3 separate regions of the Mus musculus genome follow, and all the other regions are linked to region 2. A link is a loop called in an ENCODE intact Hi-C map of the cell type or tissue named here. Cell type or tissue: gastrocnemius. All regions are shown on one strand.

What was found. Peaks named below come from ENCODE experiments on the same cell type or tissue, not always from the same donor. Only the 100,000 strongest peaks of a DNase experiment are listed, where the experiment ranks them.
Region 1: a loop joins it to region 2, with 4 times the contacts of the local background. A loop is called at or near these places in 19 of 42 quality-filtered maps.
Region 3: it touches region 2 in a loop (3-fold over the local background); 20 of 42 quality-filtered maps call a loop at or near these places.

Annotation. Positions count from the first base shown.
Region 1 is chr5:35,752,291-35,760,290 of GRCm38, forward strand. It overlaps Ablim2 (actin-binding LIM protein 2), which reads left to right and starts at 5,590. Exons shown (of 22, transcript NM_001177696.1): 1 at 5,590-5,770. The coding sequence starts at 5,761. In gastrocnemius, CTCF peaks have their summits at 3,317 (motif pointing left), 4,948 and 5,646; DNase peaks (open chromatin) are centred at 3,309, 4,916, 5,516, 5,966 and 1 more place; H3K4me3 peaks cover 2,782 bases; H3K27ac peaks cover 4,343 bases.
Region 2 is chr5:35,854,120-35,862,119 of GRCm38, forward strand. Ablim2 (actin-binding LIM protein 2) reads left to right here. Exons shown (of 22, transcript NM_001177696.1): 16 at 3,009-3,061; 17 at 3,707-3,845. Among named protein-coding and RNA genes, the nearest start is that of Afap1, 35 kb to the right of the region's middle. In gastrocnemius, a CTCF peak has its summit at 4,164 (motif pointing left); DNase peaks (open chromatin) are centred at 1,696, 2,284, 3,868 and 4,160; H3K27ac peaks cover 2,089 bases.
Region 3 is chr5:35,587,995-35,595,994 of GRCm38, forward strand. Acox3 (acyl-Coenzyme A oxidase 3, pristanoyl) reads left to right here. Exons shown (of 19, transcript NM_030721.3): 3 at 165-319; 4 at 625-858; 5 at 1,182-1,256; 6 at 1,700-1,789; 7 at 4,082-4,225; 8 at 6,316-6,404. The coding sequence starts at 176. 4931431C16Rik (RIKEN cDNA 4931431C16 gene) reads right to left here and starts at 769. Exons shown (of 4, transcript NR_045807.1): 1 at 584-769; 2 at 52-184. In gastrocnemius, a CTCF peak has its summit at 4,560 (motif pointing right); a DNase peak (open chromatin) is centred at 7,929.

The sequences.
Region 1 (8,000 bases), 100 kb before region 2:
ACAGTGTACTTACATATAAATAAATAAATAAATCTTTAAAAAAATGTAAAAAAAAAAAACAAAAACAAAAAACCTCTATGAACACCCTCTCACACCCAGGGTCTTGTCTCTGAGCTGGTTGTAGATTCTTCCAAGTTTGCTTCATTATTAGTCATCACACCATGTGACTTTTGACAAGGTTGTCCAGGATATGCAGGTTAAGATGAGGTGACTAGGATGGACTTCAACCCACACAGCTAAATCCCCACGAGAAGGGGACACACACAGAGGCAGAGCAGAGCATGAAGAGGAAGGAATGCCCCTGATCTGCCAGGGAGAAGGGTCCGGGACAAATTATCGCCAGTCTCAGAAATGGCAACCCTCCTACCTTGAACATCCATGCATTAGGTTTGGGAGAAGACACACTTCTAAGGCACTCAAGCCCATTGTGGTGTTTGTTACCCAGCTCTCACCGGCCAGTTCACCCAGTGCTTGCTATGTGCTCCTAACACCTCCCCTGTTTCTGCTGCATGAGTCCAGTTCCTCCAGTGGCCAACAGGTTGAGGCCTCATGTGTGTGCCATTTCTCAAATGCAGCCTTATGCTCTGCCTCTTTCTGGCGTTCAGGCCAACTGTGTGTCATGATTACTTAGTGAAAGAAGATGCAACACTCTACTGTATCTATACATCAAGCAGGAATTAGGAACAGTCTGGACTGATGGACGTCATCCCACATCCTTGCATCTCCCTTTTTCTGTCCTGTGGGAAGAATTCATGTGAGCCAAGGTTGGCCTCGGCTGTCTGCCCAGCGTGGAGACTACAGTTCTTTTCCCCCTCTGCTCAAGACAGGGTTTCTCTGTGTAGACAGACCAAGCTGACCTTGAACTCACAGAGATCCACCCGTCTCTGCTTCCCGAGTACTGGGATTAAAGGTGTGTGTTGCTACTACCCGGCTGTGGCGACTATTTTTTTGAGAGCGAGCAACGCAGAGAAGTGAGTTGGCTGCTGTGCTCGCTCCTGGTTTCACATGGCAAGGCTTTAAATTATTGAGTGGCTGGAAAGGCCCGTAATGACATCCTATTTCATTTGGTTCTCTCCTGGGCTGTGAAGCAGATCAATACCTCAGCTAGATGTGGGGAGCACAGCCTAGACTGGACCTCCTTCTGCCACTGCTGCCTTAAAGGCAGGAACTCAGCTACATTTCCAGACCCGTACCTTTCTAGGCCAGGCCCCCGGCGAGCCACTCTGCCTTGCGGCACCTTCTCCAGAGTCACTTGGAGCGAAACCTCCACAGACCCGGGCAGAGGCCAGGAGGCTGGGAGGGGTGCCACAGGTCTGACCTCTTTCCTTTATGGAATGGAGGTGCCAATGGAGTGGTGATGTGAGGGAAATGTCACCCCACAGTTCAGTGGCCTCTTTTTTCCAGAGGCCCCAGAGGTCTCTGGAGACCAGGACATATGCCATGATCCCTAATATGAGGAAGACTTAGGATCACCTGGCAGTCTTGATGCTGGTGGCAGAGCCAGGCAGGAGGTGGAGGTTGAGACCCTGAAGTGACGTGGCAGTGGTTGGCAAGGCCCTGGGTGTGGTGGGCACTGACTTAGCAGGGCTCAGGAGAGGCTGCCACAGGGAAGAAGCTCAGCAAGGGCCCACAGACCGAGCCTGTGCTTTCCAGAGTAAGCATTCCTGACGGCCAGGGGCAGAGCTTGACAAGGCATGGTCTGGCAGGACAGGCCCCCTGCTCTGACCATTTACTCCATAAGTGGCTCTTAGATTCTTATGTCCTTTATAGGTAATGACAGATTTGGGAGGACAAGTACTGATGACACATGGCTCACTCTCTCCCAAAACTGTCTGGGTACATTCTAGTGGCTGCACTTAGCAATAGCAAATGCCTCGGTTTCTCTGTCTATAAAATGGAGATGATAAGACCCTTGAGATAATGCATAGAAACCATAGGGTTTGGCACAGAAGTATCTTAGCCCTGCTGTGACTGCCTTGCCCGGCTTGGCCCTTCGGGTAGTTTCAAACCTATTATCCCTTACTCCACCCTGAGCCAAGCTCCATCCATGTGAGGTCCATCCAACTCTGGCTGCCATTGAGGTCCCTCTGCCTTATGAATAGCCTCAGCTCCCCCGTCTCACTCTTCTCAAACCTGCCACACCCCACTTGCTCTCCCCAGGAGGCTGATGCTAGGGGCTCCACCTGATAGCCTTCTATACTTCTGGGGATTTTGTATCTTCAAAAGGAAGTAAATACTTTCAAGGTAAATGCTCTTCATTTTGAAGCAATGCAAAGGGCTTCATGCATGGCAGGGGCCTGGGCTTGTCCCCTGGGCACTGATGGAAACACCTGTGTCCTAGGAAGCCTCACGGATCTCAGCCATGAGGGAACTTCCTCTGAGACATGGCAGGATGGGCTGAGCTTGTCAGCTGCACTGTCAGATTCAGATGTAATCATCAGCCGCCTCCTTTGTCTCCCTCATCTTGTAGCTCCATGTTTCCAGGAACACACTCAAGTTTATAACCTGAGTTTATGCCTGAGAGAAAGCAGTGATTGGCTTGTGATTCTCAGAACCAACTAGGCCACAGGCCAGGAGCTATGTATTTGCTCTGTGCCTCATGCCATGGTAACCTACATTCCATAGTCAACAGTTAGGATACTCTCCTAAAGGTAAGAGTGACATAGCACCCTTCGATGTCCCTAAGGCCAGGTGGGGGTTCTGACAATCCTGTCCTGTGTCCTATGCACCCTGTCCCCTTCTTGTTGGCTTTGGGCATCATTTTGTCTAGCAACTCCAACATCTTGGCCTGATAATACAACAGGTTTCTCCAGATCGCAGTCTCTAAGCTAAGAGAATACTGGGTCAGAGCACAGGGGACATGTGGATGTTCTTGTCTTTAAATGTTCCCTAATCACAAAGAACACAGATCCCATGAAAGGCAGTCCTGTATGGATAGATCCTCCCTGGAAGGGCACAGACCAGTGATGCATCCTGAAGCTGCCAGCAGTCTGAGGGTGTTGGGCCACACCCATCCCTTCCCTTGTGCCCTGGTGCCTAAGAAAGCTCCACCCCCTCCAGGATTTTCCAGAAACAGAGATGAGTCAAGTTGAATGCCCTATCTTACGCCATATTCTGTTGCTGTGAGCCAGGTAGGTTATTAAAAATAGAAGCCCTGTGGCTCGTGATTCTGGAGGCTAGACATTCAAGACTGTGCCTTCCACATTTCATCAGCTTCTGCCTCCGAGTCTCAGAGGTCAGTGAGAGTACCCTGGTCTGGCTCTTAAGGATGAGCCTTGGTGCTCTCTTTGAAGCCTCTGGCTCCCTCTACAGGCAGGCTGCTCAAACAGCAGCAGTGAAACTGCAACACTTAATGGTTGGACTTGGTTTTCCTAAGTCATTGTTGACCGCAGTCATGAATGGATCGGAGTGAGACTGGGCTATGCTTTGAAGGGGGTGATGGCTCACATCTACCCCTTCATCAACAGCCACTGTCATCTTGACTATTGTTTATTCAGCATTGGCTCTAGGCTAGCAGCTTTGAACAGTGTTCCTGGCACTACTAATTTAACCCACCGAATTTCATTGTGACTGGGAAGGTGTGGAAACCGAGGCATCGTGAGAAAGCAAGTGGCTGAGGTCACCTACAGGTCACAGCCCTGCAGACTCAGAACAAAGGTCTGGCTTAATATATTCAAATAGACTGATTTACCACAAGACAGATCTAGCCCCGCAGAGTTCTGTGCATTGAAAAGCTGCAGCTGGATCAGCGCTGCCTTGGTTATCAACCTCCTGGGTGACCGGGATTAGGACCTACGGGTCTTCATACTGCCCTTGTAAGAGAATGTTCTGGGTCATTCAGCCCCTGTGTGTTGGAAAGTGTCTTCTCAGAGGGACATGTCAATTCCTCTAGAAGTCACAGGCCACTGCATGCTGAGCTCCAAGACCAGTCTACAAGCACAGGCTGCCTGACTTGCAAGGCCTCTGCCAAGAAGTGTGACAGTGGCCACCACCAGAGTGGAAGGCATCACAGCCAACACCACCAGTGTCTTTACCAGCCTGTGTCACCTTCGTGTGTGAGGGGAGGGGTGGGGGTGGCATGCTGCTACTTTGGCCCCAGATGAGAGACAGGAAACATGAATAGCTTCTCAAAGGACTCAACCTGCTGGACAATATCTGTCCTGCCTTTCCCACCCTGTTTCTTCAGTAAGTATATCTCCAGTGCCCGTCGCAAGCCTGTGGGAGGCACTGGAACAGCACTATGAAATAATATCAGAATACTCAAGGATCTCAGAGGTTGCTAGGACACATAAGCATGAGCTTGCAGGCTCCTAAGAACTATCCTAAAGGATAGGGACTGTCCTTAGGTCTAACCAATGGAGGCAGGTGGAGTCAAAACACATTTTTGGAGCATGTAGAAACTAGTTTCCATTAGCAAGGTTTCTGGGCAAGAGATCCCAGAGGCAGCCCGTTCTTTTGTGGGCATCTGAGACTGGAAGTACAGCTGCCAGCAGAGTCTCTTGGTTTATAGGATGTAAAGAAATGTGCTGTTTCCTCGGGGCTTCTCCTCTTTACCAGAGCCTTTGGCCTCCTGGTCCCCTTTGAAATAGATGGACAATACTGATCACTGGGGAGGAATTTCTGCTTCTGCCTCAGTAGTACATGGAACAGCCCTGACCTGGGCCAAACGTCCCTGGCCTGTGCCTGTTCATGCAGTGGCAGATCCTGTATGTTCTCATTCTGGGCCCTGCGCATCCGTGCTCCCTCATCTCTCTAGGCTGTCTTCTTGTAGTCTCTTGTGCCCACCTGTTGTCACCACCGATACGAGGCAGGATCCACCTGCGCCTCCCTATGCTTTTCTTTCAGTCTGTTTTTCCACGCCCTGCGCTGGACGCCTGACGTCACAAGGGAATCGATTAGCGTATGGGCAGGATGGTGAGAGGGCAGGATGTGCCAGAGCCTCCTCAGTGTGCACCGCCTAGCGTCAGCCGAGCCGGGAGAGCGTCTGGGGCATAAGGCGAGGCTGCCTATCTTTGGAGTCCAGACACCTGCGTCTGGATCCCAACCCATTCAGACTTCGCCGTGTGTGTGTGTGTGTGTGTGTGTGTGTGTGTGTGTGTGTGTGTGTGTGTGTGATTAAATCCAGACTTCGCCGTGTGTGTGTGTGTGTGTGTGTGTGTGTGATTAAATCCTGTTCCTGCTTCGCTATCCCGCTTCTCCCCCTCCGCTTCAGTTTCCCCTTTTCTGTGCATTGGTAAGGAAGGGAAGGTCTATTGCTGAGACCTTCCATCACTCTTGTAGAGTTGCTCCAAGATCGCTTTTCCTTGGGCCTCCTTCTTTGAGAGTCCAGTGCTGAGATGAGCTACAGTCCTACACGCCTCCCTTAGACCCTGTTGACAGCTCTGCAGAGCTCTCGGAGCAGGTGCAGGAGGGTACCTGCGCTACCACCAGTCTGCGCCTGAGCGGAACACACAGCCTGCCGGGATTTGTAGTCCGCACGTCCAACTGCGGTGGCGCGCAGGCGGGCAGCCGGGGCACAGCGCCTACACTTCCCAGGATGCGACCCTCCCGCGGCTCGACAAGGGGCGTGGCCTAGCTGAGGGGCGGGGCAAAGGGGCGGGGCGGGAGCCCCGAGCTGCGGTGGCGCTGCGGGCAGCGGGTACTGTGTGCGCCGAGCCGCTGGCCTCAAGCGTGCTGAGGATCCTGCCAGCGCCGCACCTGCCCGCCCGGTCCTCGGGCTGTCGCAGCGCGGGGACCACCCTACTGGGAGCTGCCGCTGACATGAGCGCAGGTGAGAGCTGCGACCCGGAATCCGCGGGTTCGTAGCGGCAACCTCAGTAGGGTCTCGAGGACTGGATACACCTGCAGTGCGTAGCCAATTCCTCTAGCCAATTCCTGAGCCCAGCGGCTCCACCCAACTTTTTCTCCAGGGTGTGCAGCCCCGAAAGGCCGGCCTGCAGCCTCTGTCTCTAAGCCGGGGGCGCGGAGCGGCATATGCCGGAATTTCTTCCCACCGTGCCAGCTAGGGTGGCTGCGCAGGGCTGTCTGGCGGGCGTCACTCCTTGCTTCTCGTGGGGGTCCCAGGTTGCTTCAGTAAAGGGATCCAGGTCCCGGAAAGGGGCTCTGGGTCGCCGCAGTCCTAACCGTAGAGAGAGGTGTGATGACAGGCGGAGCTTTGCAGCAGGGGACTCCGCCCTTGCGCGGTTCCCGCAGAGCCTGGGTGGTGGCGTCTGGCAGACCCTGAACTCCCCAGGTTCGCCGTTGCAGATCTGAGTGCTAGAGCCTGTATGTGTGTCAGTCCCGGAGCTGTCTGTGCGCTGTTGTCATTATAGCCCTTCAGTTCTGAGCGTCTCAGCCCTACCTCTCTCGCCGCACCCACCCACAGGGATCTGACCGCCTCTGTGTGATGCTGGAAAATCCCACGTCCCTGCAACCCAGCAGCGCCTGTGCTCAGAAGGAAACTGAGATCTAGAGCTGGGAGGCCTTGGCTCAGGAAGCATCTGTACATCATCTCAGAATGCACCCATCTGACAGCCTCAAGAGTTCCGCTTGCAGGGAGGGCTGATCCTTTCATTCCTCAAGAGAGAGGGGTTGGCCTCCATTTTCAGGAGCCATGGGATGACCAGACTTCAATGACTTGAGCTCTGACAAGTGATAGGGATTTGAACTCAAGGTTCCCTGACTCCAGCATACTCCCCCTAACCCCCAAGCCAAAGTTACTACTAGCAGCAGTGTGGCCCTTGGCTACATTGCATAAACCAATGGGTACAGCAGCTTCCTCTAGGAGAAAGTGGACAGGGAGGGAATGAGCTTGGAAACAGCTCACTGTAGGCTCCTAGCCTGAAGTACCTCCTCCCAGGGGACTGTCCCCTCTCCCTCCTAGCTAAGGAAGGAGGGGCTTCTACCATGGATGTTGAGAGTAACTGAGAGCAAGTGGTATGGGAGGCGGGATCCCTCCTGAGATGTGGGTGTAAGGAGAGGGCATCCTCAGACTTGGCAGGACCTCCAGACATTTATCTGATGGCGGTGGGGATAATGGCTGGGTGTGTGCGGGTTAATTTCATGCTTTCAGGACATAATTGATACCTCTGTGTCTCCTGTAATCAGGGGCCCTCAGAGGGAGCACAGGTGCCCACACTTTGCATTTGTATTTGTAGTGTTTGTCCCCAGGGGAGGAGGGCTGGGATTGTTATGGCAAGGAGACTGGGGTTTGAACCATGGCGTGTCTGATGGTCTTTGCACTGGGACACCTTCCCAGTTTTGGCCTGCTCACCTGGAACTTCGGTTCCCCTCTAAGCAGGAAAACCCCACATGCAGCAGCCCCTCAGGAGTGTGGATGGTCATTGCCATTGCTGGGTGCTCTGGGCTCCATTTGGAAATGGAGCACAAGTGTTGTCTGGCCCACCTGTGGATCATGGCTTAGCTTTGGCCAGCCTAATGCATGCACAACAGAGATTCACCCTCATCGACAGAGGAGAGCGGGAAGAGACACATGGGTCCCAGTGTGGCTGCTGTGTACATATGGCAGGTCAGGGCTTTCATTGTCAACAGGGAAAGATTCCACTGTGCCACCCCTGGGATGACTGGCACCATTCTGGAACCTGGCATGGATGAGTGTCAGGGAGTGATACTGGTCCAGATGGGCAAGTGATGGGAGCCCCTGGCAACCTGTACTATGTCCTCGGCTAGAAGTTCCTTCCCAATTGTGGTGGGGACAGAGTGGGTGCTGCTGGGGTGTGACAGCACAGTGCTGCCCCATGCTAGTTCAGGTGTGGCACAGAGGCCTGTGAATGCCACCCTGGCTGTGGCTGCCTGTTGATTTCAAGTGACCAGGGAAAGAAAGGCTTACAGAGTGCCACAGGAAGGCAGTAGAAGATGCTGTTCCATGGCATGTGGTCTTGTTCTAAATCCAGTGTACTAGTCATGCTCTTCTCTGTGCCTCAGTTTCCCCAGATGTATGGAGGGAATCTCTACAGTTGTGTGTGCAGTGTAAAGTGAGCCTGTAAGGTGGTGTTGGGAGT
Region 2 (8,000 bases):
TTCCCTTAAGAGAGATAGCATCAACCGGATGTGCCTAGGGCCTAGCTGTCAAAGCCTGTGCTTGGAGACTCATAGGGTGACACTAGACACTGGCAGGGGTGGCTCTACACCGAAGGCAGGCAGAGCTCCCATAGAGGCCAGAGCTGAGAATACCTGGTGGCCACAGACTGACCTGATCACCCTGAAACAGTCTCAGTGACCACCTGGAAGCCAGAGCTATGGAAGGGTAGGTACCAGCAGAAACATGGTGCTTGGCTTCCGTGGAGGCTCTGGGGCCACTGTGCTGTGGCCATCTACTCTCCGTGTCTACTTATCAATATGCGAGCCACTGGAGGAAGCACCAGGCACATCAGATGCTGCCGTGACCTTGAGCATCTCCTATCAGTTGTTCAGTGTAGAGGCAGATCTGTGCTCAGGTCTCTGTGAGCAAAGGTTAGGCCTTGTAATTTATACCCCTTGCAGGGAGAACAAAGTCTGTCAGCGGAGGCAGAAAAGGATCATGTCTGTTTCTTGTGTTCCTGTGCTCAGGACAGGGCAGGTGCACACTGTGCAGTGGGGAAGGAGAGGACGAATACTGAAGGGCTAGGTGGCAGGCACCCAACATGATGAGGGACAGGTAGATAAAGGGCAGCATGGATGAATGGATGCATCCGTGGACAAAGGAGTAGACTGAAGCGGACAAAGAGAGCATAGGTGGGTGGTTGGGTGAATAACTGGAGAACGGTGGATACAGGGGTAGGTGAGTCAGTTAGTGGGTGCACTTATCCAAAGTGGAAGATAGGTAGGTAGGTAGGTAGACAGATAGATAGACAGATAGACAGATGATAGATGGCTTAGTGAGTGGGTGGTTAATAATGCATGGGTGGATGAATGGAGCAATTGATTGGTGGATACATGAATAGATAAAAGATAGATGATAGATAGATAGATAGATAGATAGCTTAGTGGGTGAGTGGGTGGATGGATGGACAGATTGATGGTTGATGGGCAGGTTAGTGGATAGATACATGAGGAGATGAGTGGGTTAGTGTCTGGGTAGAGAGGTGGATGAGCATGCAGATGGGTCGGTGGGTAAGTGGAGTGTTAAGAGAGTAAGTAGATAGAAATGAAGCGATGAGCAGCAGCAGTACACATATGTGACACATCAAGGAAGGAGGGAAGGGATACCTGCAAATTACCTTCAGGGTTGACCTCTTGCCTTTTCCTGGCATTGCAGACCTGTGAGCTGTCCTTCATTCATTTCCTCAGACATTATCCACATGAGTTAGAAGGGTATGATGGTATTTTCCCATTTTACAGATCAGAAAACTGAGGCTCAGAGTTGTTACGGAAGCAATCTACCAACAATGCAAAATGCCTGGTGAATTTGGCTCTGGTCTGGCAAACTGCACACCTGCCACAGTTTGTAGTGTTTGCAGAGGACCTTGTTACGTCTCCACAGAACATCCCCCCCAGCAAGTGGAGGATTATTCTGGAGCCCAAGGTGGCACTATGTTGGAGTGTGTCTGGCTAGTGGATTATCCATAGCTATATGAAATCTTGAAAACCCATGGCTTGGGCTACCAGGGTGGGATTTCACATCCCGAAGAGCCCCTGAGCTAGAGCCTCTCTCTGGCTGACATGGTGGAGCAGAACTGTCAGAGCTCAGAGCTTGTCACCGCGCCCTCTGTCAGAGCTGGTGCGTTAGCCACATTCTGTGCTGCTGCCCAGTGACAGCCATTGCCTGAGCAGCAGGAGTTACACTGCCCCCTCTCTGAGTGCCTCCACTGAACCGCCCCAGCAAGGCTGGCCTTCACTGGCCTCTGGATATGGAGAGAGCAGAGGGTTTATTTCCAACTGAAAACAAAACAAAACAAAACAAACAAACAAAAAAACAAACCAGTCTCTCGTACCAGGAGATACAGAAGCCACAGGGGGAGAAACAGTCAGCATGTCTAGAATGGAAGTACTCAGTCTTCAATTTTGGCCCTATCTTGTCAAGGTCCTGTAGCCCAGTCCCCAATGTCCAAGCTCTCTGGCCTGGTGTCAGTTTTGTCCTTGGTGGTGCAGGAGGCAGGGCGCTCCAAGAGATGGGCAGGGCTGAGCCCACCGCAGGCTGCAGGTAAGAAGCCTGTCTGCTCTCCTCCCTGAGCTCAGCCCTAGCTGGTGAGGATCCCAGGGCTTCCAGAAATTGCTGTGTGCACGGGTTTGGGGTAGATCTTGGTCTCCCTGCACTGTCTGAGTCCTGAAATAAATAGACCAGCATGCCTTGCATGGTTTCTTTGTTTACTCCTGGGAACAGGGTCAGCCCAGTGGGACGATAAAAATGCTGCCAAGAGTCTTCTTGGTAAACACGCTGCTGTGGGGTGAGCCCTGGCTCTGAGTGAGCTCATCTCTGGGCACACTGTCACTCTGGGCACACTGTCACTCTGCTGATTCTTGAGGACTCCTCCAGTGGCATAGCTCAGGGCTGGTCAGGCAGCTCAATGGGGCAGGCAGGGGAGAGAACCTGAGTTCATGTCACTCTCAGCCCCCTCATCTCACTTCATGACGGTCTCAAAAGTGAGACCCCTCCCTGAGCCTCAGTCTCTCCATCTGTGAAATGAAGCAGATCCCAGTTTTGCAGAGTTCTTGATGGGAAAGAAGCAGTGATGCCCAAAAGCATGTGTCTGTGTCTGACACCAAGGCCGTCGAGGCGAGACCTTCTGTCCTTTCAGGGTCTCCCTCTAAAGGTCAATAGTATGTCCATCAAATGCCAAGTGGCTCCACCTGAGGATGTGGCTGCATTTCTCCAGGTTGGAGGTGTGGCTAGAACTAGAGTAAGGCCATATGTGGCTCAGGACACGCCCACCTCCTGGGCCACAGGCCCCCAAGGAGGCTGCTCCAGTGTGTCATTCCTCCAGCCTGTGAAAGGCATTCATTGCGTTGTCCTTTTGGTTGCTTTTCCTCCCCCTTTTGAGCATTATGTAAAGTAGGGCCCAGGACAGACACAGGGTGAGCTGCCTTTACAGACCGACTTTCCCTTCCAGCTGCCAGGCGATTGGACGTGGAGGACAGCAGCTTTGACCAGGACAGCAGGAAGGTAAGGAGGGGGACCACAGCCCTGCGGGGTGGGATGGCCACTCCAGTGGAACTCCAGTCCTTTTCTCACTCTGCCCCTGGAGTCCCAGGAGGACCAAGGTGGGAGCCATACTCGTCTGCCTCCCTTTATACTCTGTATGGGCACATGCTCTGCCAGGGTCCTGCCTCGGCCGAGTAGCCAGGCTGTGGTTCTGGGACTGAGGAGATACGAACATTGACAAAGAAATAACCCCAGTGCATTCTGGGGTATTTGACATGAAGGTTCTAGAACAGCTTGGCAGGTGGTTTTTTGTTTGTTTGTTTCTGTTTTGTTTTGTTTTTTAAATGAATGGCGGAAAAGTCAAATGTAATAGACATTACTGGCATACCTCTTTGATGTGGCCAGTTGTAAAAGTGCCCCGAGAGGATGTGGGGGCCAGACATCACAACAGCAGGCTGCAGGCAGCATTCGGCCATCTCTCCAGCTGCATCATGAACTTTCAGAATGAGACGCCTTTAATGGTGAGACGGGTACTAGACGTTTGGCTTCCCGCAGTGGAGTTGGCTTGTGGGTTAGGCGTACGGAGCTCCTTGAATGAACGTTCTGGTGAAACGTTTCACCATCGCAGATGACCTCAGTGTTCCTGTGACCTTTTTTCCTCTACAGAAGACAACCTGGCTGCTTCTCAAGGGGGATGCAGACACCAGAACTAACTCTCCAGACCTGGACAGTCAGTCGCTGTCCCTCAGCAGCGGGACTGACCAGGAACCTCTCCAAAGAATGGCAGGGGACAGCCTCTACTCACGTGAGTGGCTCTTCTGAAGCCCACAGGAGACTGCCAGCGAAGGGCCCCCTACTGAGCGGGCCCCCAGATCTCAGCTTTATTGCTCCCCCCCAATTAAGCCTAAGAGCTAGCAACAGCATGTAACCCTAACATTTGGATGGCAGAAAGATTGCTGTGAGTTTGAGGCCAGCCTGAGCTACATAGTGAGACTCTGTCTTAAAAATAAAATTAAAACAAAACCAAGACCTCCCAAACAGCCTAAGAATGTGAATCAAGCCAGGTAAAGCAGTGTCTCTCCACAGTGACATAGCTAGCTAGTGTGTGCACAGCGCCCCCTCGTGGTTCTCTTGGAGCAGGCAAGAAAGCAAAGAGAACAGCTCCCAGGGCCTCTTTTCTCTGGGGGCAGATGTGGTCATGGTCAGGAGGCGAGCACAGACCTGGAAACTGGTACAAGGCACTGTCCTGGTCCCTGTAACACACCGAGAAAGCACTTGGAGTTTCCTAGGTAATACGACCCGATGTCACGGGTAGCAAAGCTGGTGTATGCTTAGCCTTGCGGGTGTTGTGAAGCCTGGCTTAGGGATGATTCCCAAGGATAGAGTACATTCCCATCCTGTTGTTCACTGAAGATGCTGTAGGTCCCAGGCAGAGCCAGCACAGGCTGCAGGCAGGCTCAGTCTCACACAGAAGCAGCCTCTGGTCTAAGCTGGGCCTAGCAGTTGTTGTCCATAGCTGTGGCTGAGGTTGGACGTAGAGGTGACGGGAATCTGTGGTGTGAGAAAGCAGAGGGAACCCCGCTGGCATCACGGTGGTACCGACTCTGCGTGAAATCTGCCTGCCCTGCTAACTGGCTTATGATAGAAGCCAGAGCAGCAATGCTGACTCTCGGGTCACTAGGCACCAGGCATACAAGAGTGTTTTGCCTGGCCAACAGCATGACCGTTCTTAAGACCCTCACTTCTGAGGCACTATTTAACCACTACACAGGGGAGGGACGAGTGGAGGTGCAGGCAGCCGGACATTGTGACCAACTGGAAACTGGAATGTTGTTCTGTGGGGAGTCTTTGTAAGCAGATGATGTCCCTTGGGATCTCAGAGCATGCACACAAGGCTGATGTCAACGTGAGAAGGCACACCAAGTGGTCCCACAGGTCTGGGTCTCCTCAGGGTTCTTTTGGGGGAAGAGCTAGCTGAAGGCATGGTGAGAGGAAGTGGAAAGTCCCCTGTGCATGTCTACATCTGCTGGGTGGCTACGATATCATCCCTCGGGACTCCATCCCAAGGATCCTTGCCCTAGGTGGTTGTCTCATGCCGAGGGTGCACATGTGCTTTGTGGGACTCCGGTTTGGACAATGGAGGCTCCTCCACAGAGCAGAACGTAGGGGTTGCCTATTACCCTCGTTGCCCTGTGTAGTGTTCTGGCCTCCAGGCTGAGACTCTGGACTGCCTGAGACTCAGGACTGAGGGAAGCAGAATACAGTGTGGGAAGAAGCAGGGCTGTAGATGTCACCTCTCGGGGTCCTGCTTTGGCTGTGGCCATGCTGTGTGACCTGTGTGTGTACCTATACCACCCTGTGGCACTTTCTCATCTACAGGTGCCAGTACGGGGGTGTTCGTCCCAGGACCTTTTGAGTGCGCTGGTCTCTGTGAGGCAGGCTATTATCAGGTGTCTTCACTGGTCATCCCCACAGTGACAAGGGCTTGTCTGTCATCCCTTTCCTCTGTTGCATCCCCACAGCAAGCCAATGTGAGTGATGCAGCAGCTGTTATGTGAGTTCACCTGGCCCTTAGGAACCCAGGCACCTGTGCTGGCACCTGTGCCACAGCTGAGGAAGGGGGGGTTGTCTGCACAGCAGAACCTTTAGTGAGGGTTTGAACCCAGGCACCTGTGCTGCTGGCACCTGTGCCACAGCTGAGGAGGGTTCTGCACAGCAGAACCTTTAGTGAGGGTTTGGACCACTCCACCTGACATGTGCCAGCAGTCATAACTACATCCCCCTGCCTCTGCTTTTCTCCTGGTGTCCAGACTTCATGTCACCGGAGTAGGAAACCCACAGTGTCTAGCATTGCACCTGTGCCCTTACCTTCATCCCACTGTGCTGCCCAGTCCCATGGGACAGCCGTTCTCTGCCAGGCACAGCTATCCTACCAATGGGTATACATTTTATTATAGACATGTTTCTTGGCTCTGTGGGAATGGTTATTGATAACTGCCCGAGTCTGCATGAAAAGGGACAGGGTTGGCTTTTGTTGTAAGAGGAGAACCTTGAAGGCCTTAGAGTGAGACTTGATTCCCCGAGTCCTCTCCTTTAACTTGCACCGTGTGGACACATGTTCTCTGGACCCTACATCTTGATCTTTCTTGTCCTATCCTCTCTCTTGGGGTCCCTTACTTACATATGTGAGTACAGATGTGCACACACAGACATGGGCATGGTAGTCAGAGATCTGGTGGTATAATTCAAGCATTTGGGTCACAAAAGACACTACCCAGGGGTCTCAGTGGTTCCTAGTAAGGCCCCAAAGTTTTCAGAGGAGTAATCCCTGGCCTTATTTCACCAGGTTGAGAGGAAGGTGGGAGGCATGGGCTCAGGGCAGCTTGGGGATTGGAGACAAACGAGACTCTGATTTAATGATTCAGGAAGTACAATTCACTCCAGACTGCCCTGTGCCATTGGCATTGGTGTCACCTCCGTGTCCTCCACCATGAGACCCTTGTGGAATATGGAATGGTGGATGTGCCAGTGTCTGCTGATGAGCTCATTGCCCCCCCTCCCCAGCCACTCAGTAGCAGCCAGCGGCAGGACTGGATTCTGTGGCTCTGTTCTTCTCCAATGGAAGGAAGGGAGGGAGGGAGGGAGGGAGGGAGGGAAAGAGGAAGGAAGGGAGGTAGGGAGGGAAGAAGGGAGGGAAGAAGGGAGGAAGGGAGGGAGGGAGGGAGAGAGGGAGGAAGGAAGGAAGGGAAGAAGGGAGGAAGGGAAGAAGGGAGGAAGGAAGGAAGGAAGAAGGGAGGAAGGGAAGGAGGGAGGGAGGGAGGAAGGAAGGGAGGGAGGAAGGGAGAAAGGGAGGAAGGGAGGAAGGAAGGGAGGGAGGGAGGGAGGAAGGAAGGAAGGAAGGGGAGAAGGAAGGAAGAAGGGAGGGAGGGAGGAAAGAAGGGAAGAAGGGAGGGAGGGAGGGAGAGAGGGAGGAAGGAAGGAAGGGAAGAAGGGAGGAAGGAAGGAAGGGAACAAGGGAAGAAGGGAGGGAGGAAAAGAAGGAAGGAAGGAAGGAAGGAAGGAAGGAAGGAAGGAAGGGAGGGAGGGAGGAAGGGAGGGAGGAAGGGAGGGAGGAAGGGAGGGAGGGCGGGCCACATTCTTAACCCTTCATTCTTTGACCCCTGGAGAGTTCATGTTGAGAAAGAGTTGTCTCTTGTTGCCATGTCTATGGTTATGTCCTCCTGGCCTGTCAGTCATACCTGGGAGTACTGAGGGTGGCAGCCAAGCAAGCACCTGGTGGTAGAGCTGTGACCAAGAGCCCTATGTGACAGAATCTGCAGGTATCACAAGTGGAAGATCTTTGGCATTTCCAGTACTGATTGGGGTTCAGACAAGCAGGAGCAGTCCAGTCACCTATTCCACAGGCCTTGAACACCTTCTGTGTCCCAGCCCTGTTCTAGGCATGGGACCAGAGCTGGGCCTGACCTGTGGAGCTGCAGTGAGATGGGGCCAGTCAGGTGGTATGTGAAGATTGGCAGCTGGAGCATTCTGGGAAGGGTGCCATGGAGATATAAGAAGTCTCCATGGAAGCCAGTGCCTAGCAGGACTCAAGATGTGGTCCTGGAAGCAAGCGGTTCTTGGGAAGGGATGAACCAGCCGAAGGCAGATTCAGGGCTAGCAAACTGTGTGGCCAAGTTACTGTTACCAGTCCCCCCCACCCTACCCTGTGCAATGACAGCCCTAGAGGACTTAAGGTGTCTCCCATGGGACCAAGTTGGCTGGAAGGTGACAGGATGTGGCTGCCAGCGTCTGTGTTAGAGAGGTACTCTGGCCAATGCACAGTACGCATGAGCATTTGTAGATTGGCATCTGCAGAGCCTGAGGGAAGGAGACACAGTGGTATAGCAGGGAGAGGGACTAGCCAGCCACAAGATGGAAGCAGGCATGGCTTCCAGGAAAGATCCAAAGTCGACAAATGTGT
Region 3 (8,000 bases), 270 kb before region 2:
TTGTCATTGCGGAAAGGGGGCCTGCCTCACCTCCCCTTTGGACACTGGTACCTCCAGGCTGATGCGCCACTGTCTGCGCTGCTGCTGTTGGCTTTGTAGCCCCCGGGTTTGTTCTTGTTCTGATGTTGTGCGGCTGTTCACGGAGGGTTTGGTTTTCTGTGCAGGTGACAGTACCATGGGATCCCTACCGGAAGAAAAAGACAGTGCTTTGTGGTCAGACACCCCCAAGGGCCCTCTTAGTGCCTACCGAGCAAGAGCCTCCTTCAACTCTGGGGAGCTGCTGCTCTTTTGGGACGGCCAGGATGTAATCCACTTCAAGGTAAGGGCTGCGTGCAGCCTGGTTGTGTCTCTGCTCCCTGACGTATATAGCCCAGTGGCCTTCCTGGCCCTGATGGTTCTGTAGGACAGTGTGGGTCTGTCTCCCCTTACCCCAGGATGGTCCCAGGATGCCAGGGGAATGAATGGACAGGACTCTGAAATCCCCATGTCTTTCCTTTCAGCTGGGATGAATGTCTTCATCTGGGGACTCCTGGGTCAGACTAGGGATTAGGCAGTCAGTGGTCCTGAGAGAAGCCAAACGCACCTTTGACTTTCAAGTCAGCACCCTGTGCTCTGTGTTTACAGAAAACCATCTTCTCAACTTTGGAGAATGACCCTCTCTTTGCCCGCTCGTACGGGGCCGACCTGCCCCTAGAGAAGCTACGAGAACTGAACTTCCTTCGCTGCAAGAGGGTCTTTGAGTATGGCTTCTTCAAAGTAGAGGAACTGCTAAAGAACCCCCTGAAGATTCTAGTGCTGATTAACTGCCTGGGCATGTACGACTGGTCCCTGGCCAACAAATGCGTCCTCCACATGTTGGTGAGTGTGTGGCAGAGGGCAGGGGACCCATGTCCACACAGGCCCACCACACACATCAGACACAAACCACAGCCCCGTGGCTCTTAAAATGTACAGCTTTTAAGATTCAGTGACAAGATCAGATTCTCAGCTTTTGGTGTAAATTTGCACCTGTGCATTCTCGGATTAAATATGTTTATTCAGAATGTACAGTCCAATAGGAAGAGGCGTGTGGGGTATGTGTGGGGTGTGTATAGAGTGTGTGTCGGAGGGTAGGTGTGGGGTATGCCTGCCCAGAGGCAGGAGCAGCAGCACCCACCTCTGACCCGTGTGTTACCTTTCAGGTTTTTGGAACCACAGTTTTCGTTTCTGGTTCTGAGAAGCATTTCAAGTACCTTGAGAAGATCTATAGCCTGGAGGTAAGTTGGCCATGTGAGCTGTGAGCCCAGTGCCTTCACCATACTTAGCCGTGGACAGGGCAGGCCACAGGAGAGACCTGAGGGTGGGGGCAGGCCCTGCTCATAGGAGGGCTCTCGGGCTGGTGTTTTTCCTTGCCCACCCTGCCTGCCTGTGGTCTTAGCTTTCCTGTCTGACTGAATACCCCTGTGGCCTCCTCTGACTATAAAGATTTTTGCAGCCTGTGCTCAACATAGCATAGGTTATGGCATCTATGCCAGTAGGTGGGAGTGGTATCCATGCGATGGGATGTCTCAGTCGTGCCATAGTCTGGCTGTGTAGGGAGGGAGAGGTGTGGCTGGGCTCCTGGCTTTAGTCCTCTAGGGCATAGAGGCAAGGTCCCTGTAGGATCACACACACAAGAACACACTTCTTACCTGGCATCTCTGTGTGCTTTGACATTTAGATTTTTGGCTGTTTTGCTCTCACCGAACTGAGTCATGGGAGTAATACCAAGGCCATGCGAACGACAGCTCACTATGATCCTGATACTCAGGTAAGTTCTGGATTCCCCTGGGCCCTGGGTGGATGGAACACAGGAAATGTAAACGAACAATAGTTAATCAAGAATGCTGTCCCCTTACACATTCTCATTAAAGAGGCCAACTGAAAGCATGCCTTGTACTGAGGCATAAAGTTTTTACCTTCCACACTGAGCAAATGGGTATGGGAACTCATAGAGAGTCAGATACTCTGTGGGTCTTGCTGCTCTTGTGGATCATTGGCTGATTCAGTCCGTGAGAGCAGAGGGAACAGAGATGGGGTTTCAGAAGCCTGTGAGTGTATTCAGTGAAAGACCACACTGGCACCAGCGATCAGGAGACAGAGCAACTTGTATTAGGATGATTCAAGGCTTATAAAGTTTTGGGGAACTGAGGCTAGGTGCCAGTGACCAGCCTCAGTTTGAGGAGTGGTCCCTGAGAGAAGCGATGTTTGAGAGCAGTGGAAAAAAAAATGTGAAGTCAATCCTGAGGTGCAAGCTGACAGCCTGTGATTTGCTCAAGACAACTTTCCAGAAAGCCCTCTACTTGAGGCAGCTGTCTCTTGCTAGAAAAAAAAAATCTAAAATCTCTCTGAATAACTCATCTCTTGCAGACAAAAAGGCCAGTCTTTTATTTACATATCAATTCAGTTGTTTACCCCAGGTTCCCCTTTGATTATTCTATGAATCAGCATTCCCTGACCCCAGACCCCTGATTCTTAGAAAAAGACAGCAATATATTAATTTTCCTTTTTCCCCCTTAACGTTGCAAATGAATTCAGAGATCTGCCTGCCTTTATAAGCACAGACAATAAGCTAGCTGGGTGGAATCTTGCTCTGAGATACCCATTCCTACCATGCCTGGGTCTAACCTTGCTCTCTCCCAGGCTGACCTTGAACTCAGGAATATGCCTGCCTTTGTAAGCACAAGCAATAAATTTAGCTGGGTGGGATCTTGCTCTTTAATCATTTCCTAAATGTCTTTTTAAAAATTATTTATTTATTTTTATGTATATGAGTACACAGTAGCTGTCTTCAGACACATCAGAAGAGGGCATCGGATCCCATTATGGATGTGAGACACCAAGTGGTTGCTGGGAATTGAACTCAGGACCTCTGGAAGAGCAGTCAGTGTTCTTAACCACTGAGCCATCTCACCAGCCCCCTAAATCTCTTTATCTCCTTTCTTAATATCTTTCTGACAAGTTGGCTCAGAGTGCAGCTGCCTTTGTTCTTTTAGGTTCATGAAGCTCCTTATACAATTCATATTGCATCCTTATATTTTGGATACTTGAGAAATTATATATTCTTGAACTTAGGTTTTTCAGAGTTCTTTCCCACAGCCTTAAGGGCAGTCCTGATGGTCACAGCATTCTACCATTTTGCTAAGACATTAGAAACACCCTTGCCTCCTGGACTTGTGCTGTCTCTGATTATCATGGTTAGTGTTGAATGGAGTGTGGAAGCCTCCTTCCCCCACTTGCCTGAGGACTATGTCCCTCTGCCACTTTCTGTCACATGCTGAGGGGGGAGGCTCACCTCTCCTGTTAACTGGTGTGTGATAGAGAGCTCTATGTTCAGAAAATTAAGCTCAGCGTTCAGCGCTTGCACACTGTCCATTTGTCCACGTGGCTGGCTGTGGACCCTGGCCTGGGCTGATGTAGTGGAGCTGGAGAGGACCATACAATGCAATCCTGCTAGGGCAGGACCACCATGCAGGCTGTCATACCTGTCAGCACATAGCCCCCCCCCCCCCCCGCCCCGAAACTTTCTTGCCTGCTTCTTGACAAAGACTTTTATCTTGGACTTTCTGATTCCTTGACCCTGTCTGCTCCCATTGTACTTTGGTGCCTGTGGCTTTTGTGGGACTTGTGGGAAGCCTGCACTGGCCTTTGGCCGCTGGCCGAGGACAGTGCCCCATGGCCTTACCTTAGGTTGGGGGGTGGGGGTGGGGGCAATTAATTGCTGACTCAGCAGAACTTGACCTTGCAGGCAGCATGCATTAGCAGTCAGAAGGGGATATGGCAAAAGGTCAAGCAGACTCTACTGGCAGTGTAGCCAGTATCAGACTCTATTGGTGACAGCCAGCTGTTCACTGTGTGGGACTGAACCTCACTTTCCATTTCCTCTGTAAGGTGATCCTGAAACAAACATAAAGTCAGCTTGGCCCACACAGGAAATACAGTGCTCAGTCCATTTTCACTGTTGGCTCCGAGGCTTGGAGCGCAGGGGTTGGCCTGCTGTGGAGGGAAAGCCATTCTCTGGTCCCCGCTGCTGATGGCAAGGATACTAATCTCCCCTTCACAGGAATTCATCTTACATTCCCCGGATTTCGAGGCTGCCAAATTTTGGGTGGGCAACCTGGGCAAGACGGCAACTCATGCGGTGGTGTTTGCCCAACTGTACATGCCAGACGGCCAGTGCCACGGGCTGCATTCCTTCCTGGTGCAGGTAAGACCTGGGCGGGGCTGGCGCGGATGGACAGTTAGCCTGTAGCCACATGCCCTGTCTGCCTTCGGGAGATGCTTGTACTGAGTCTCAGCTTCCTGCAGGCTTCCTGCAGCACGCTTTAGTTCCAGCCCGCAGGGACACAGTCCTGCTAGAGTCTCTGTGAGCGATGCACAGAGCTCCCAACAGGCCTGTCTTTACACAGGCACACATCTTTACACAGGACACCTCAGGGACACCGCACCATCCCCCTCCAGCTGATGCCTGTGCTGCCCTGCAGGGATATGCTTGAATATACATGCAGTCCCTGTGAGGGCCAGAAGAGGGCGTGAGATGCCCTAGAACCGGAAGCACTGCCAGTTGCCTGATGTCAGTGCTGGGAACCAAACCTGTGTTCTCCGCAGGAACTACTACTCCATCCCTCCGGCCACCACTGCTTGTGGGTTTTTGTCGGATCTTCTGAAAAACGCCGCCAACTGCTTTTACCCTGCTGGTTGTCCCTCCTATTTTAGCTCTCTGTTGCTGTGACAGAATCCCTAACACAACAGCCTCAAAGACAGAAAGGTCTGTTCTAGTTTAGCTTCTGACGGCTCAGTCCATAGTGTCCTGACTAGTGCTACTAGGGGCCTGAGGCAGCCCAGGTACCCTGGTGTGGCAGTCCAGATGTGGCAGCCCAGGTGTGGCTGAGTAAGCTGTGACTGGGGACAAAGTAAGAAGTAACAGAATGGACCAGTGTCTCAGTAGCCCCTTAAAGGACACGCTCTCAATGGCCTGATTTCCTCACACCCGTGCCCCACCTCCCCACGGCACTATTGGCTGAAGCCCAGACCTTTGACCTTGAGGACCAGGATCTAAACCTTGACACTTCCTGGTCGTCATCAGTCTCTCTCCAACTGTCTGGGTTTTATGGCATTTATTTTAAAAGGTTTAAGAGAAGTTTGTGTTTAAATTTTTACCTAGCTTTACTGCAGGATTTTTTAAAAAATTAAAAGATGCTTTATGGCTGAGTTTTAACCTCAATATTACATACATGTTTTTACTAAAAATTATATATTATATATATTTTTTCAATAAAAATCAGATACACAAAACAAAAGCTAGTAGCTCTTACAAAGAGCTAAGTTCCAAATGCTTAGATTCAACCCCCCACCCCCCGTCCCTGTTTTCTTCCCTTGCTTCTGGAGTTTGGACCCAAGGTCGCCCACATGCTAAGCACATACTGTACCCTGGGCTCTTCTCTCAGCCTCCAGATCTCCTCGCCTCAGTGCGTCTGGCCTCCAGACCTGTGTTGTCTGGGTGGGTCAGTGGCAGCTGTGGTCCTCGCTGTTGTCTATCACTTAGAATAACAGTATCTCTAGACACTGTCCTCAGCCCACTGATGGGGAGGGAGGCAGTGGGGCCTCTGCCTTCAGGTTGGCGATCCTGCTTTAATGTGGCATGAAACCTGCTTTTTCACAGTGCCCCTAGGTCAGGAGTCTACAACCAGTCGTGCCTGTGTTCCTGTAGGGAATGCTTAGTGGACACCCATTAGGGGAGATGAGATCGGCATAGCTTGCCCTGACTGTCTTTCCCACAGCACATATGTGCTCAGCTAATAGTGTCATAATACTGGGAGCCCACTGCAGGTCCTCTCTCTTAAGGTGTGAACAGTGTCACACCATAGCCAGAACTAAAACAGGGAAGCCACACGCTGCTAAACCTGCAGTCATGAATCAGGGTGCTCTCTGATAGCCCAGGAAACTCCATCTTACCTGCCCCAGCTCCTGGCTTCCCTCACTGGTAGCCATGCCATGCCAGCTTCTGCCCACCCCCGCCACCCCTCCTTTCTATTAAACTTCTCTTTTGTTAGGACTCTTACCATGGATTTATGGCACATCTAGGAATCAAGATGATCTTGTGTTGAGCTCTCTGCCCCATGACAGCTGCAGAGGTCTGTTTTCCACAGAAGGCCCCATCTCTAGACCTGGGCACATCACTTCAGGGGACCCAGTATGACTCAGAGCTATTCAGAGTCACCCCTGTCAGCTTGTCTGGACATGCTTTCTTGTGTGCTGACAGACTTACCTAGCCATTATTCCTGTGGCTCTGTGCAGATCCGTGACACGAAGACCCTGCTTCCCATGACGGGGGTGATGGTCGGTGACATTGGGAAGAAGCTGGGGCAGAATGGCCTGGATAATGGGTGAGTGTCATCGGCCTCACGAGACCAATGCTACCTCTTTGGGGCTCTGGGATTGTTCCTAAGCCACAGGCTGGAGTGGGCTGCTGGTGTCACACCCTCTCTGGAGTGCAGGCTCCTCAGGGCCTGGCATGGATGTGGCAGGTACCAGTGGGGTGCTTGTTTGAGCAGCAGCCATTGTGTGCTTAAGCCGCTGTTCCCAGAGGTTCGCCTTGCCCTCACACTCCACGGGTCTCTCAGGGTGTGACTCTCCCAGCTCTCAGGTCAGACTAGAGGTGCCCTCTGCTTCCTGGGGAGACCACAGGCTTGGAGGTGCCCGACAGTGTAGGGCTTTCCTTCCTCTGTGAGGACTCTTAGTGATCAGCCTTAGTGGTCTGCCATGGAACCAGCCATGATATCTGCTTAGAGTCCCCAAGTCAGTAATTGGCAAAGTTGCTGGACATGTGATAGTGAGCGAGGTGTTTTTGACTCATCCTAGAGCCGCTTGGGAACAGTGTTGACCTGCAGCACTGCGCACTGTGTACTCAGATGGGAGTGAAGACCTTGGGCTGGACCTTAACTGGGCTGAGGGCCCATGGTCAGCGGGCCACCTGCATGGCCTGAGGTTTATAGTGTACCAGGTGAAGGCCACCCAGCAGGGGAGGTCTCACTCTCATCTCTATTATTTCTTAGTCCAGCTTTCATGCTTACCCCTCAAGGGACCTGCTGAACAGCCTAGGTGGCCTTCCTGCCTTCCTCTGGGTCAGTGTGTGCAGGCTCCACCCAGCTCTAAGCTACCTGGCCTGGTGCACTTAGGCTCCTCTCTTCCAACGAGATAACTCACGACTATGGAAGTGGCCAAAATAGGGTGTTCCCAAGCATTGTGTGCTATGCTGAGTTAAGTATGTTTGCCCATCTCAGTTCTGTGTGTATTTGGGCTCTTAGAGTCACCTCAAGCAACTGCTGTTCCTCCAGAGAGAGAATCCTGACCCGGGCCAGGAGCTTCCCAGGCTCTGATGGACTCTTCTGTCTAGCATCACCAGAAGGCTGGGCAGGGCCAGGGGAAGTCTCAAGCCTCCTTAGTCTTCAGTCAGTAATAGCGTGGAGGGGGCTAGAAGCACCAATACCTAGCAGTCCGACCTTAAGGAGAAGGATCAGGGCTCAGAAATCACAGAGCTGCCATCTTCTCTGTTGAAGGGCTCTGTGTGCAGCCTGGCAGGTACCCTCAGCTTGTGCTGGTTGCTCATTAAAGCCATTAGAGTAAGTTTGGGACATCACAGAGAGCTTGTATTTGGCCCCATCACAGCAGCACCTGTCTTTAAAGAATGGATTGTCTCCTGGGATACATCGCCCAGGCACCAAGTCCCACTTACAGGAGCCCCAACTTGTAGGTGTAGCAAAGGCCTAGCTGAGAGTCACCATGGGCACACTGTGGGGCAGCCTGAATCGCTGTTCCAGAAAGCAGAGGCCAGGCTGATCTTGAGTTCTCAGACCTAAGGCTTTAAGCAGACTAAACGACTAAGCTTCTTGCCTGCACTGACCACAGGCAGCCAGCAGAGGGCGCCAGAGCTCCAGAGCTGAGTGGCTGCTCTGCCTCAGCTCCAGGAGCAGCATTGTAAG